Regions from separate parts of the Homo sapiens genome. Here regions 1 and 3 are each linked to region 2. Evidence: chromatin contacts called from ENCODE Hi-C or POLR2A ChIA-PET data. All regions are on one chromosome and are shown on one strand. The core of a region is the stretch at or near the end of the contact, and the rest is flanking DNA. Distances in the headings are between cores, read along the strand shown.

What was found. Hi-C counts contacts between places; a loop is a spot of excess contacts on that map. ChIA-PET counts read pairs that join two places held with the same protein, here RNA polymerase II (POLR2A). Pooled maps may share reads with other maps.
Region 1: a pooled map shows a loop between it and region 2 (4-fold over the local background). The contact joins the enhancer-like site here to the promoter of SLC25A33 in region 2. A Hi-C loop is called at or near these places in 1 of 50 pooled maps. POLR2A ChIA-PET finds 5 or more read pairs at or near these places in 3 of 52 experiments (A673 and activated CD4-positive, alpha-beta T cell).
Region 3: a pooled map shows a loop between it and region 2 (11-fold over the local background). The contact joins the promoter of KIF1B here to the promoter of SLC25A33 in region 2. A Hi-C loop is called at or near these places in 1 of 168 maps with a recorded cell type or tissue (transverse colon) and 8 of 50 pooled maps. POLR2A ChIA-PET finds 5 or more read pairs at or near these places in 3 of 52 experiments (K562, T-cell and activated naive CD4-positive, alpha-beta T cell).

What each region holds. Positions count from the first base shown.
Region 1 is chr1:10,509,472-10,512,799 of GRCh38, reverse strand. All of the region lies in intron 2 of PEX14 (peroxisomal biogenesis factor 14), which reads right to left. Among named protein-coding and RNA genes, the nearest start is that of PEX14, 36 kb to the right of the region's middle. Within about 2 kb of position 1,824, at least 19 of the 41 ENCODE cell types and tissues checked have a DNase peak (open chromatin) inside an H3K27ac peak, as active enhancers do; they include A673, where a contact is called at or near this core.
Region 2 is chr1:9,537,502-9,541,102 of GRCh38, reverse strand. SLC25A33 (solute carrier family 25 member 33) reads right to left here and starts at 1,638. Exons shown (of 7, transcript NM_032315.3): 1 at 1,356-1,638. The coding sequence starts at 1,411. RefSeq lists enhancers at 783-912, 1,579-1,873 and silencers at 983-1,342, 1,363-1,882.
Region 3 is chr1:10,208,358-10,211,819 of GRCh38, reverse strand. It overlaps KIF1B (kinesin family member 1B), which reads right to left and starts at 1,250. Exons shown (of 49, transcript NM_001365951.3): 1 at 942-1,250. RefSeq lists an enhancer at 1-117 and silencers at 1,019-1,538, 1,569-1,648, 1,735-2,029.

The DNA.
Region 1 (3,328 bases), core at 575-3,074, 970 kb before region 2:
TTGAACCCGTGAGGCGGAGGTTGCAGTGAGCCGACATCACGCCACTGCACTCCAGCCTGGCGACAGAGCAAGACTCCATCATAAAAAATAAAAGTTAAAAAAAAAAAGAAGGAAAAGAACAGGGAGCATTTCATTTAAAAACGATCCTATGCATCTGAATATATTGTTCTTTTTCATTATAACTAGCTACTTCTAAAATTAGTTCAGTTGGATTTAAGGATTTGACAAATGTGGAATATAACCACCGACGCCAGTGCAGGTTTCCAACCAACACCCCTGAAGTTAATGCTGGGATTCTGCTATGCTTCAAAGCAGGCGAACATCAGGGATCCACCCCACCTTCATTAAAATTCCACAATCTGTCTGCCATCCTTTGGATGAATCCACAGAAGTCTCTGTTTCCCTGGCCAGGTGTTTCAACACCCAGCAATGCTCATGTCATCAATCAGGTGACTTAGTCAAGTGCCACAGTGTTGGGTATCAGAAAAAAAGATCCAGAAAGTCCTGGTCTGAGAGCTCTAGTCCTTAAAAATTTAGACTTGGGCCAGGCACGGTGGCTCACGTCTGTAATCTCAGCACTTTGGGAGGCCGAGGAGGGCAGATCACGAGGTCAGGAGGTCGAGACCATCCTGGCTAACATGGTGAAACCCTGTCTCTACTAAAAATACCAAAATTAGCCGAGCGTGGGGGCAGGCGCCTGTAGTCCCAGTTATTCGGGAAGCTGAGGCAGGAGAATGGCGTAAACCCGGGAGGCGGAGCGTGCAGTGAGCCAAGATTATGCCACTGCACTCCAGCCTGGGTGACAGAGCAAGACTCCGTCTCAAAAAATATATATATTTAGACTCAACACCCCACCTAAGCCATAAGACTGAGCAGAAATTCTAGTATGTGACACCTCTGGAGAGAAACAGGTTAACACAATCAAGCCTCTCTTCTGGCAATACACGTGTTGATGAGGTCCTGCAGTCCACAGAAGACTTGGAAGTCAAAGAGGTCACAGGTCCCAGAGACCACAGAAGTCAGAGGTCCCACGGGCCACAGAGGTCAGAGATCTCACAGGCCACAGAAGTCAGAGGTCTCACAGTCCATGGAATTCAGAGGTCCCTGGGTCCACAGAAGTCACAGTCCCACGGTCTATGGAAGTCAGAGGCCCCACAATCCACAGAAGTCATAAATTCTAGAGTCCACAGAAGTCAGGAGTCCATAGTCCACAGATGTCAGGGGTCCCTCCATCTCTAGAAGTTATAGGTCCTACAGTTCATGGCAGACTTTCCTAGGAAAATTTAAACTCTGATGTGCATGGTCATTTCCATTTCTAAACCCTACACAAAAATCTGAGGGGAGACACGCTCAATCAGATAGCATTAAAGCTGGAAAGAACGCACCATGATGTTAGCAAAAACCACTTCAACTACTCATGCCATTAGAGTCATCAAAGGGGGGAGGCAGGAAGGAAGGGAGGGACAGAGAAAGAGACAGTAATGAAAGAGAAAATAAGTCTGAAAAGAAAGGAGAAAATAGAAATATAAAAGATTAGAAAAAACAGGAGATAACAAAATAAAAAAGACAAAAACCTCACTTTGGCATTTACAGTTTAAAGCTGTCAGGGCATTTTATGAAATGACAGTTGCAATAAAACAAATAGAATGGTGAGTCATCTGGGTTCCAACTTCTGAGTCAAAAGGGGCTGTTTCTAGACAAACCAGCAGCTCTGCTGCCTGCACATTTAACGATGCCTATCGGTGCACCACAGCTACGGAACAGGATGTGGAGAACGAGGAGGTGGGAGTGAGCATTGTCTTTACTGGTCCCAGTGTCATTGCAAATAAAGACTGTCAAGATTTAAACCATAATAATGGAAAGGCTATAAAGGTCTCAGTTATAATGTTTCCTCTGATGTTCCCTTTCATAAAATGGCCTCTTTATGTTGCTTGCGTAGCAGTCATCCACTGAACATCGGCATATGTGTGGCCCAGTGGGAATGTTGCACCCTAAGTTCCTAGCAGGACGCCAGGCAGCAACTGTGCAATCCAACTCCTTGGCTCATCATCTCCATCGCACATAAGTGAGCACACACACTCACTCATTCCACAAATATGTATGAGTGCCTATTTTCTGCCAGGAGCTGAGCAATACGGTATATGCCCAACCCATACAGGGCTTAGCAAAGTGCCTAGGTGCCAAACAGCCAGGAAACACACATGCAAAATATATACGGCCATACAACACAGGGACTCCTTTCCTACTTTGGCACCTAAAAGTCTTACATAAGTGCCTGGCAGCCTAGCAGGAAATGGGACTTTTCCTTCTCCATGCCAGAGCAAAGTAGATAAGCTGGAACACAAATCAGATAAATGCTCAAAAAGGGGGCTTAATATGGTGCCCACAAAGACTTGCCTTTACTTGGACACACCAGACAAAAATGCACAGAAACCTGCTGTTTCAACAGAATTATTTATCTGCAGCCTGCCATCTAACCATTCTAGGCACCAGGGAACCTCAAAGGAAAATACAAACAAAACCTCTGCAAATTAATACTTTGTAGACATGCCAAGGAGGCATGAACTAAGAAAGACACCAGCAGCACGTGTAGGGATGAAATGAGGCTGAAACCTGTAAACCAGGGAGCCGTGTGATGCAATTAGAGATGCCAAAGTCCAAAATTAGGAAAGGATCGATCTAGTCAAGCCCAACTTGGTGGCAGGTAGAGAATAACTCACATTTCTAGGTGGGCAGCCTGTGCCAACCACAAACCATCCCTGGGCTGCCTTCCCTGCTGATCTATAATTGGTGGGTCAGTGATGGAGCTACCAATTATCTTGAGGCCCCCTGTATTTAGTTCACAGACAAAGGGAAGCAGGAGAGACCAGTTAGTAATGAGTAAGTAATGGCCACGAAAATACATTGTATTATACAAAGCTGCTTCGGCAGGAAAAGCCATTTGGAAAATAAAGCGTAAAAGAATAAAATAAGCTGGAGAAACTCAATTTTCTCCTCCCTTCCTCCCAAAGCCACACTTAGGATAAAATGAGGTTTGTGCAGGTTAATCCTTAAGAGGTAAGAAAAAAATGATTAAATACATTTAAAAAATCAATTGTACATTAAACCAAATCCAGGAACTGCAAAAACAAACACGGCAGCGTTCCTCCAGCCGGCATTAGCTCTGCCAGTCTGGTCAGTAGGGGATACCCCCACCTGATGGAGCCCGCTGAGGTCACAGAAGACAAGCAGAGAGGAAGGGGAGAGAACCAGGGCTGGGGAGTGGGATGGGACCACAGATCTGGATTTCACTGGAACTGAAGTTATTTCTAGATATTATAAAGAAATA
Region 2 (3,601 bases), core at 389-2,888:
GGCTGAGGCAGGAGAATCGCCTGAATCCGGGAGGCGGAAGTTGCAGTGAGCCCAAAGATCGCACCACTGCACTCCAGCCTGGGCGACAGAGGAAGACTCCCTCTCAAAAAAAAAAAGGAAGTCTCAATGGAGACATGGAGGGAAGGGTTGCAAGGGAATGAATGACAGGGAAGAGATGAATGAGAAACTCTTCCAATCTATGAAGACCCACCGAAGTTTTTGGTTAAAGTAACCTGGTGACTGCCCACAATACAAGTACAAAAAAAGCTCAGGGACGCTTTCATCAGTCATCTTCCAAGATAAGTTTCTCAACCATTGTTTGTTGTAAGGAACATATCCAGGTAGGAATCCAGGCTGCAACTACTCAAGCCAAGATGATCATCCCAGAATAAACTATTTTATGCAAAATATCCTACACTCAAAAATTCCTGTGCCAGGCCGATGAGGTCCTCAAATTAATACTCCAAATATCTGTAAGACTCCGAAAGGACCCCAAGCCACCGGCTGTGATAAAGGAAAAAAGAAAATTACTAATACTCAAAAATATTTTACCTTCTATTCTCGGCGGGAGGTGACAAGGGGAGGTGGCGAGGGGTACCATCTCCCTTCCTAACCGCAGAACTCAACCTCCTAAAAATGCATTGTCTCCGCTGGAAAAAAGGTGCCTGACCATAGACCTAATGCAGCTTTCAAAACAAGGAACACCTTACAATTCTGCGGTCTCTGGCGTTGGAAGCGTCTACCAGCCGGCGAGAAGTGTCTCAACACACCTTCCAGACCTCATATGAGTTCGGGTCCCTGGCTTAGCCACCCCGCGTGTGGCCGCAAGCATCACCGTTCACCAGCACCACCCAGGCCTTGCTGACGTCCAACGTCCGCAGACCTTTTTGCCCGTCCGGATGACCTCCCGCGCTGCCCTGAGGAACCTCGGGCACACCCGAGCATCAGCGATCCTACCACGGGCTCTGAGGCGCTGCGCTTCGGGAGAGGCCCCAGGAGAAGGGGGCGGGGGAGGGGGGGCCGCGCCACAGCGTCCAGGCTGGACCGCCGCCGAGCACCACTCACCGGCCACTGACTCTTCAGAATGGGGAAAAGCTGGGGACGCCGCGGGGAGGACGGGCGGCGGGGCACAGCCGCCCTCGGGGCTGCGGTCAGGACGTAGGGGTGAGGAAGGCCCGACCCCCTCCCTCGGCCCTGCCCACCAGTCCCCGACGCCGGGACTTCCTCCTCCCGAGCGCCGGCGCCGTAGCCCGGGGAAGGCCGGTAACCGCCGCGGGAGGCTGGGGCCGCGCCCGGGGCGAAGGCCGAGGGGACCGCAGGCGGTGGGGCGCGCGCGGCTGGGCCCGGGAACTCACCCGCCGGCGAAGAGGTGAAGCAGCGTGTTCTCCTTCTGCTGGCCGCCCGTCGCCATGGCCGCGCCGGCTCCGCGGCCCGTCGCCGCCCGGTGGCGAGAGCGCGTGGCGGCTCGAGGGATGCGCGAGGTCGCCGGGTCTTGTCTCCCCGCTGCCCTCAGGGGGCTGCCGGCAACGCCTCCATGCGCGCGCGGGCTCCAACGCCCGGCTCTGCTCGGCCCGCGCCTTCCGCGGCGTGGCCGCCGGCGCCTCACCGGCCTCTGCGGCGCGAGCCCGGCGGGGAGCTAGAGCCCGGCGCGCGGCCGTCACGTGGCGGGGGCCGGACCGTGACGTCACGGGCGCGCGAGTCTGGGGCGGGGCGTGACGGGGGTGTGGACCCAAATTTCGAGCGCTCATTGGTTAGGACGCGGATGTGGGCGGGGAGGTTGCGCAGTTCTGGGGCGGAGCCAGCCCCGAGCGAATGACTGGGGAGAGGGGCTGGCCTAGGCCGGAGCGTGGAGGCAGTGGAAACTGGCTGTGACTGACTGGTCCTCGCTCCTCAGAGAAGCCTCGCGAGGCCCTAGGCCTTGCCTTATTTTAAAAGTTTACTTTGTGATATTTACGTGTGCAAAAGGTGTACAAATTACGTGTTACATCTCACACCTCTGTACTCACCACCCCGTTTAGGGAAACAAAAACATAATCTAAAAATCTATAATCTAAACAGCCTTAGATAATCAGTGAGGCCCTCACGGTGGCTCACGCCTGCAATCTCAACACTTTGGGAGGCCGAGGCGGGCGGGCGGATCGCCTGAAGCCAGGAGTTACAGACCAACCTGTCCAAGACGGCGAAACCGTGTCTCTACTAGAAATACAAAAGTTAGCCGGACGAGGCGGCGCACCCCTGTCATCCCAGCTACTTGGGTGGCTGAGGCTGGATAATCGCTTGAGCCCGGGAGGCGGGGGCTGCAGTGAGCCAAGATCTTGCCACTGCACTCCAGCCTGGACGACAAAGCGAGACTCTGTCTCAAATAATTAATAATCATTATCATTATGTGGATTTTTGATCTCCCTATAAGTAGTAGTATATGCTGCGTATATTTTGCAGTATGCTTTTTGCTTCTTTTCTGATCATCTCCAGCCCAGACCTAGATATCCAAACTGCTTCTCTCAGCCTATGTCACTGGGTCATTGTCATACTCAACCTGACATCTTCTAATCTCCAGGTCTCCCCCAGATGGAGACTTTCCTGGCCGCCTTTGCAGCGCAGTCTGTCACACGACTATAGAACCAGGGCTTCTGCAGTTAGTTTGTTGATTTATTTAAGTTGTCCTTCCCATACAGGAATGTAAGCTTCAGGAGAGCAGGGACCTTATTTCTTTTGTTCACAGTTGTTCCTGACACAGTACCTGCCACCTAGTAATGCCCAAGGAGCTAATGAATAAAGGTCCCAAATTGAACTTATCATTCTTCCCCTCCCCCAAACCTGCTCTACCTCTATTTCCTGTCCTGGCAGTGACACCACTGACTGCACAGGCACCAGTGCCAGAAGCTTTCCTGTTACCTTGGACTATGTCTCTCTGTCTGTCTCTCTCTCAGCAGACCACCATTCACCTGCAGAACGTACCAACCCTTTCTCTTCCGTCTCTCAGAGCTCCGGAAAGCTGTACCTTGACCAGAACAAGCAGTTAGATGTCCTGTGTGTAAACATAGAGAGCTTAAGTAGGAGGGAATTGTGTGGAAACGTGGGAGCTAGCCAGCCAATCTGTATTTGATTGCTGGGACTCTTTAAATAAAAACAGCTCTTAGGAGCAGTCCTCCAAAATGCAAATACAGTGGTTACTATTAAAGCCATTGCTCCCAGGCCTAGGAGAAGGGGAAGCCATACTAGGGCATGAGATATCTGAGAAAAAGAAGTAAAGAAAACCCAGCACAGTGGCCCACTCCTGTCATCCCAGCACTTTGGGAGGCTGAGAAGAGTGGATGACTTGAGTCTAGTAGCTCAAGACCAGCCTGGATAACGTGGCAAAACCCTGTCTCTACAAAAGAAAAAAAAAAGTAAAAATAAATAATTTTTTATTTTTATTATATGTTTTTTTTAATTTTTATTTATTTATTTTGAGATGGAGTCTTGCTCTGTCACCCAGGCTGGAGTGCAGTGGCACGATCTCGTCTCACTGCAACCTCTGCCTCCCGGGTTCAAGCAATTCTCCTGCCTCAGCCTCCTGAGTAGCTGGGATTACAGGCATGCACCACCACACTGGGCTAAT
Region 3 (3,462 bases), core at 1-2,500, 670 kb before region 2:
GCCCCCGCACTGGACGCAGAAGATGAATAGAGAAACACGGAATTTCACCCCAACAAGAATGGAATCTTGAAGGCAGTTTACCTTGGAAGCTCATTTAGCAATCAAGGAAAAAAAAAAAAAGGGATCTGGAAGCTCCATTCTGGCGTTAGGGGCGGGAATGTTTTGTGTTGCATGAACAATGACTAGCTTGCTCAAGCAGCCTCCCAACCCCCACAACTTGGCTTCTGGTCTGGCCAGTCACCCTGAAAGCTGCCAGGGCTGTCACTCGGTGCCTTCCAACAACTGGACTTGGCTCCTAAAGGATTTGTCAGATCATCCTCCCAATATGGCTGCCCGAGTAATCCCAGTCGGCTGAATGCCGAGACCACACCAGCCTTCCTCACACCTGGCCAGCATCCAACAAGCCCCCTCCCTTCCTATCGCACCCCTCTTTCCAGGCCTCGAGCCCTCGGCTCCCCCAGCGCCAAGCGATGACCTTTCCTATCGCCATCTGGCAAAGGGCATAACCACATTCCCAGCCGAAGCCCGATGCCCACCACAAAGGAGGAAAGGGGAGAGGGAAAATGAGAAACGATGGCTTCAAACGAAGCACAGCCGCCCCCCGGGCTGCAACGTGCGCGGAGCCCAGGGAACGGCCAGGCAGCGGCGGGTCTGGAGAGCGCTGGGCACAGCCGGGGCCTGGCAGCGCGGGGGAAACGGAGGGCCGGTGCAGGGCACTGCGGGGGCCCCAGCCGACCGCTGGACGCCGGCCCGGGACTCGCTGCTGGCCTAGGGAGGGGTCCCCTCCCCCGAGGGCGAGGCTCCCGCACCCGGCGCCCGTCCCGCGCTACCTCCCCTCAGACCCCGCCCGGACCCCGGCCCGGCCGCTCCTCCCCGCGGAAGCGGCCCCCTCCCCAACCCCGCGACCGCGGCGCCAACCGCGGCCAGCCCCGCCGCCTTACCTCAGCCGCGCTGCAGACCGACGGGCGGACCGGGTCAACAGGAGCCGCGGCGCGCGGGGGCGCGGGGGGCCGGGCACCGACGCACCTCAGCGCGAGCAGCGGCCGCCGCGAGCCGCAGGGCGCCGCTCCGCAGCCCCATCACGCAGCAGCCCGGCACCGCATCGAGGTGGGAGGTGGGCGGTGGGCGGCGGACAGGAGTGCGCGAGTGCGGGAGGCCAGGGCGCGGCGACGGCCGGCGGTGACGGCTGCGGAGGACGGGGAGCTGCTCCGACGCGCGCGGGCGCCTCCCAGGACCGCTGCCGTCACACTGCCCCGCTTCGGCCCTCGCGAAACTCCGCCCGCAGTCGCCGGCGCGGGACACCGCCCCGAGCTGGGCCTCTGCGCGTCACCTCGTATCCGCCCCGGCGCCCGCGACGGACACGGGCTGTGACCAATCACAGCACAGAGCTCGGGGCGGCCAGCCAATCGTAGGGTGAGCCGGGGAGTGGGGCTGCTGCGGGGGGCTGCAGGAACATCGAGCGCCCCCTGGTGGCCCTCGGGCCGGCTCAACCAGGGGTGCGGGCTGGCCAAAGCCGGAGCCCGGAGTTCCCTCCCGGGTGACCCCCAAGGGCATTCGTCGGAATCAGCCGCCCCCAGCCACCCCGATAATCCGCCTTATACGGGGACAAAAGATTGACTGAGTGGAGCGGGGCGGGGCCCAGGGGTCCTGACGCCCGCAGAGGAGCTGGGATCAACATGGGAGGCGCCGAGAGTGGAATCATTGTCCGTCGGAAAACATCTCGCAGGCGGAACCGGCCGAACGCGGCGCGGTGGGAGCGGAACCCCGAGAGGGGATGAGCGCATCCCGCGGGAAGCTGCCTGGCCTATTCTTACAGAACCCGAGCAAAACACCTCCCACGCGCCACCTCGGGAGAGAAGGCGGAATGAGTAATGGAAAAGCATGACTTGGTGGGCATTCCACTTGTCTCCTTGGGAGACCGCGGAAGGGCTGTGAGGAGAGGAACAAACGCTTTGCACCGTCCCTGAGTTAACGAGCCCAGCCCCCTTCTGGGAGATGCCCTTGAAGGAGGGAGAGTGGAAGTTAGAAACCCGGAGGACACAAAAGCACGAGCAGTGATTTCTTTAAAATCAGATTTAGATTCAGCTGGAAAGAAAAATCTCACTGTTCAGAAACTGTTCAATTCAGTACTTAACAAAATATAATCTTCAGTGATAATATATTCAATTATCAGGCCCAGGCCGAGCACTATTACTTTATAAGGTTGTGAATTATTTTTATTTACTAGCAGACATTGAAAGTAAAATCACATGTCTTCCCCTGAATTAAATACAGTATTATTGTGAGTAAAAGGTATTATGTACAAGCATATGCACTAAAACATCGAAATTAATTTTCTACACTAATAATTCTGGAAAATCTCCACCACCACTCAAGTCCTCAGACTCTTCATCCGCTTTTATTGATCACGTCTCATTTTATAGAATTTAAGCTCCACCTACCTGCAAAAGGATTTGACATAGCTTACACTAAAGCATACAGCAGTGAAACCGTATAGCTTTAAAATAGGCGTAAAATTCATAATAATGAAACAAGCAAGAGACTTTTTAAAAGCTGTTTGAATGAGAGGCATGCCTAGAAAGAAAAATTTTTTTGTTTTGTTTTGAGACAGAGTTTTACTCTCGCCCAGGCTGAGCTCAGTGGCACGATGTCAAATCTCTGCAACCTCCGCCTCCCAGGTTCAAGCGATTCTCCTGCCTCAGCCTCCCGAGTAGCTGGGATTACAGGTGCCTGCCACCACGCCCGGCTAATTTTTGTATTTTTAGTAGAGACGGTGTTTCACTATGTTGGTCAGGTTGGTCTTGAACTCCTGACCTCAGGTGATCCACCTGTCTCAGCCTCTCAAAGTGCTGGGATTACAGGAATGAGCCACCGCGCCCGGCCAGAAAAACAATATTTTAAAAATCCATAGTCAAGGAAATATGTTGCCACTGAGCACAGAACTCAGCTCTTAGCTTCCTGACGGCTAAGAGTAAAATGAAACTATAGTAGGTTAATAAAGAGGAACTCATCAATTCAACAGTAGACACCACTTCATCATAGCGTGGACCTCCTTGCGTAAATACTGTGGTGAGCGCCATGGAGAGTTACGAAAACCTGGGTGGCTGTATTGCTTGAGCTCTCAATGGAGCACAATCTAAAAAGAATCTAAAACGTAGTGAAGAACCAGGCGCGGTGGCTCACGACAGTAATCCCAACACTTTGGGAGGCTGAGGCGGGTGGATCACTTGAGGTCAGGAGTTCGAGACCAGCCTGACCAACATGGCAAAACCCCATCTCTACTAAAAAATACAAAAATTAGCCAGGCGTGGTGGGCACGCCTGTAATACCAGCTACTTGGGAACCTGAGGCAGGAGAATCACTTGAACCCGGGAGGTGGACGAGGCGGCAGTTGCAGTGAGCTGAGATCCTACCACTGAACTCCAGCCTGGGAGATAGAGTGAGACTCTGTCTCAACAAAAA